2 separate regions of the Homo sapiens genome follow, and region 1 is linked to region 2. The links are chromatin loops, found by intact Hi-C in ENCODE. Cell type or tissue: Calu3. All regions are shown on one strand. Region 1 holds the start of PDE11A (phosphodiesterase 11A). Region 2 overlaps PDE11A (phosphodiesterase 11A).

Region 1 (2,500 bases), 170 kb before region 2:
CTTACAAGCCAGTTTCAACATATCACTAACCATCTTTACTGATAGATCACTCAAGTGACCAGAGACATAGCTACATTCAGTAAAGTTTCCATACATCGTCACCTTAGAATAATAATAATAACAAAAGTAATACAACAGCTAACATTTACTGAGCACTTTTTATGTGCCAGGCACTATGCTAAACGTTGTTTTTTTTCTTTTTAAATCTTGATCACCACTCACCTTCTTGGAAACCAGCAGCTCCAAATTACCAGGATTCTATGCTTGGTTTACTGTCTCCTAGCTGGTCTCCCTGCTGTTAATTAAATACTCCAGACTCTTCAGCACTTACTTCCTCTACCTGGTAAACTCTTTTTCTGTACTGTGTTTTACACCCTTTCTCTGTGTAATCTGTCTCTGCCCCAGGTACATGAATTTGGTTAAAGTCATGAATTGCTCACATCGGAAACTTTATTTGCTATTTTCGGGGAAATGCCATTCCATTAATATTTACTGAGCACCCACAAGGCGCTGGGCAGTGTTAGTGAGCAAGTCCCAGGAATCCTGGGAACCAACAATCCACAGTCACATCCCAGAAAAATAACCCTGCCTGTCTCTGAGGGTGAACGACACTCTCGATTCCTCGGAGTCCGCTTCTGTGTTCAGATCCCTGCAAAACATCAACACTTGTATCTCGGACTCCCACTGGGCTCCCGCTGGGCCTCCTCGAAACGCTAACGGATTAAGGGGCGCGGTGAGTAGGGAGGGTTGGGGAGGTAAGGGAGCAAGAAGCGGGGAAGGAACAAGGTGCGTTTCCCTCTTCTAATCGTGTTCCAATCAGGAGTCCTGTACCCAGGCGCCGATTCCGGCCGTCCAGAGACTCTTCCAGGAACCGCCTGGCAGCCTGGGCCGTGGACTTTGGCTGGTCTGGCGTCCGCGGCTCCCTCCTCTTCTCTCCTCCCTCCAGGCTCCGTGCCTCACTCAGGGGCGTGTCCTGCCCTACCTCCCTGTCACAGCGGTCCACTCATCCGGTTACAGCAGCAGTTCCAGCAGCAGCGGCGGCAGCCAGAACAGGAGCAGCGATAGCTCGGGTTTCCGGAACAGGAGCCGGGGCAGCGGCGGCAGCTCAGTGCTGGGCACCTGTGCGGAGCAGGAGTAGCAGGACCACGGGGTGGGGTCGGCGCCAGCCACTCTGAGCCAGAGAAGGAAGGGGCATCTCCCAGATTCCACTGCTGGGAATAATCTCCAGGGGAGGTGGCGCTGAACTGGGAATACTGGTGGGGGTGAACATGTGCAGGAACAGCTAGAGGCCTCGGGGCAGGAAAACATTTGGTTCACGTGTAAACAGGCAAGGAAAGCTGTCTGGGACCATGGCAGCCTCCCGCCTGGACTTTGGGGAGGTGGAAACTTTCCTGGACAGGCACCCAGAGTTGTTTGAAGATTACTTGATGCGGAAGGGGAAGCAGGAGATGGTTGAAAAGTGGCTGCAGAGGCACAGTCAGGGTCAGGGGGCTTTAGGTCCAAGGCCCTCTTTGGCTGGTACCAGCAGCTTGGCTCACAGCACCTGCAGAGGTGGCAGCAGCGTTGGTGGTGGCACTGGACCAAATGGCTCTGCCCACAGCCAGCCCCTTCCCGGTGGCGGGGACTGTGGTGGGGTTCCCTTGAGTCCCAGCTGGGCCGGTGGCAGCAGGGGCGATGGGAACCTGCAGCGGAGAGCTTCTCAGAAAGAGCTAAGGAAGAGTTTTGCCCGCTCCAAGGCCATCCACGTGAACAGGACCTACGATGAACAGGTGACCTCCCGGGCTCAGGAACCCCTGAGTAGTGTACGACGGAGGGCACTTCTCCGGAAGGCAAGCTCCCTGCCCCCCACCACAGCCCATATTCTCAGTGCGCTGCTGGAATCGAGAGTGAATCTGCCTCGGTATCCCCCTACAGCCATCGACTACAAGTGCCATCTGAAAAAGCATAATGAGCGTCAGTTCTTTCTGGAATTGGTCAAAGATATCTCCAATGACCTTGACCTCACCAGCCTGAGCTACAAGATTCTCATCTTTGTCTGCCTTATGGTGGATGCTGACCGCTGCTCTCTTTTCCTGGTGGAAGGGGCAGCTGCTGGCAAGAAGACCTTGGTCTCCAAATTCTTTGATGTGCATGCAGGAACACCTCTGCTGCCTTGCAGCAGCACAGAGAACTCAAATGAGGTGCAGGTCCCCTGGGGCAAAGGTATCATTGGCTATGTCGGGGAGCATGGAGAAACGGTCAACATTCCTGATGCCTACCAGGTAGGACTTTGCATTGTCCCCTTCTCCCAGAGCCCCATTGGCTTGGGAGATAAGCCTTCGGTTATCATCTGGCATCCAGGAACACATTAATTTAGGCTCTTTACAATACAAATTTTGCTATTTAAATTCCCGAGTTTAGACTAGTTAGAATGTTACTACGGCATCTTTGATGTGTTGGTCCTTTCTTAACACCCAATGGCTTGTGGGAAGTTAATATATCACCCAATAACACCACGTAT
Region 2 (2,500 bases):
ACGGTGAGCCTGCCTGACCTCTGTCTAGAGGGAGATATTGTCTTTATTATACTGGATAGTAAACACTTCTGTTCTTTGCTCTGAAAGGAGACAGTATCTCTATCTTCCAAGGCTGTTCATTGTATAAGCATTCCAGAAAGATACAGCCAGTGCCTCTCTCTGCCACGTGTACAGAAACATAAAATATCCATAGAGAATTATCTCCCAAGAACTTTGGGTAAGTTCTTAAAGCCTCAGTTTTCTAATCTGCAAACTGGGATTAATGGTAAAACATAAGTGAATATAAAACAGATGTAATGCATATACAATGCTTAACATCATCCCTGACACATAGCATCATGCCTGACACAATGACAGAAGGGCTTAGCCAATGGCAATTACTATTATAAATTATTTTTTCTTGAATAAGGTGCAAGCATGTTTACTGAATTCTGTTTTCTCTAGTAAATAGAATATTGCAGCTTAATGATGTTTTGCATTATTTGAATCACCAAAGATTAGAACTAAAAAAGACCATAAACCTGGCATTTACAGATAAGAAAATAGGTTCAAGAGCTTATATGATTTGTTGCACTTCACACAGCAAAACTGTAAAAAGAACAAAGATTATTTGATTTAAAATTCAGATTCTTTTTAATTTAACATAATACCTGGAACTCAGTAAATATTGGAATTACAAATGAAGTGAAGCAAGCCTATGATATATTAGAAAACATTTCACATCTTCATTTGATCACTCTCCTCTTACTTGCTTGACTTACCAACCACCTTAAATTTGTCCCCTGAAGGCAAAAATAAATAAAACAAATAAGTAGTGGAAAGTTAAAATAAGTCTCCTCCTTGCTTTTATCCCCGTTATAGTCATTGTCTCCATGGCAGAAAAAAACAATGAGCCAAAAACAAAACCTCCAGAAAACTACAAGGAAAGTGCTTGCTCTATGTGTAGGTGATATTGAAAGTGGTCCCATTCTGCCTAAAGGCAGGGAAATTCTAATGGAATATCTGGCAGCTTTATGCCAACAGCTTTATCTTGGCTTATGGACAGACTTTCTAAGGTATGAGGGGGAGTAGCAAGAAAGGGGAGAGTAGGGGGTAACAGAAATAACATCTAGTTCCAGAAGGCAACATGTGAAAATCCAGGGAAGGAATTTATCCCCAAAACATCTGCAAAAATCATTGATTTTTGTATGTCTTCTTAATTCGGATCCCATTGTTTCTCTATCTTCTTTAAAAATGAGGTCATAGCTTTAGTTTTTATATGGCTCTGAAATTCTTTCCAGGACCCTAGGTCAGAGTTGATCATGCCCAGGTAACCAAGGAAAGATTTTAATAGGAAATTCAGCGATAGGGAATGTGAATTGCCCTTCATCTTTTGTGTACCTCAAGTCCTCTGCATAATTGCCTTGCACTCCAGGTGATTCTTTTCTGGATGTCCTGGGTGCTTCACAAGTGCTTCCTGAGTTGGTGGAGGCTGCTGTCGTCCCTCACCCACAGCGGGCACTGCACTGCCCTCTGCTGGTTACAGCAGGAATTGCTCTATTTTGCCAGCGCTTGTTACCTCTTCCTAGGGCACCATTGTGTGCGTGCGTGCGTGCGTGCGTGCGTGTGTGTGTGTGTGAGAGAGAGACAGAGAGACATAGAGTCTATGATATAAACATGCTTTTTTCCCTCTTGCTTTAGAGAAGTCCCAAGTATGTCACTTGTTTCATCTACATTGCGAAGAATTTAGGGAAATAGTTCTTTCAGTTTTTACTTGGAGCATTCTATCTCTCTGGAATCAGAGATTCTGGAGATGAATTTCTTGAGAGTGCAAGGCAGTAGTAAAAATCCCTATGCCTAAACCTCCATGATGAGAAAGTCTTTGTTAGGGGTAGGCCCATCACGGCTGGGTGTTTCTGCCCATAGGAGGACTTCTCCATTACAGGCTCCCAGCCTTTCCTCATCAGGCTTCTGCAGAAGCATCCCACCAGTATGATTTGTGTCCAGTTATGTCTACACAGTGGCAGACACAATTAGAACTCTGTCGCAGAAGGCTGCCAGGCCTGCTGACCCCTAGTTCCCACTGGGCCCATCCTGACAGGCATGTTTAAAACTGGTAGCAGATAGGTCTAGAATCAAGCTGAAATCCCTGCTACAGATGTGAATTGTATGCCATATACATATGGTATATGCCATATGCCAACGAAAGAATTGACTTATATCCTGCCTACCTCCAAATGTGAGTATGGGCACATGCCTTAAATTCCAGGTATATCACAGTTCATTTACTTATTTATCCTTCTTTTATCCAAGAAATAATACAAGCTGCTTTAGACACAGTTCCTATGTCACAGCCCTCATAATCTGTTGCTTCACTTTATGTCTTCATAGATGTGAATTCTCTAGTTAAAGCTTGATTTACAACATATTTTAGTTAACTTTGAAAAATATTCATAATGAAGTTAAAATACTAGTATCAACAACTCTCTGTATTCAATCTCTATAGATGCAAATAAAGTAT

Evidence for each region. Peaks named below come from ENCODE experiments on the same cell type or tissue, not always from the same donor. Only the 100,000 strongest peaks of a DNase experiment are listed, where the experiment ranks them.
Region 1: it touches region 2 in a loop (3-fold over the local background); 5 of 110 quality-filtered maps call a loop at or near these places.

Annotation. Positions count from the first base shown.
Region 1 is chr2:178,071,287-178,073,786 of GRCh38, reverse strand. PDE11A (phosphodiesterase 11A) reads left to right here and starts at 1,010. Exons shown (of 20, transcript NM_016953.4): 1 at 1,010-2,261. The coding sequence starts at 1,350. In Calu3, no CTCF peak of the experiment used is centred here; a DNase peak (open chromatin) is centred at 966.
Region 2 is chr2:177,905,284-177,907,783 of GRCh38, reverse strand. All of the region lies in intron 2 of PDE11A (phosphodiesterase 11A), which reads left to right. Among named protein-coding and RNA genes, the nearest start is that of PDE11A, 170 kb to the left of the region's middle. RefSeq lists an enhancer at 1,368-1,662. In Calu3, a CTCF peak has its summit at 1,515 (motif pointing left); a DNase peak (open chromatin) is centred at 1,523.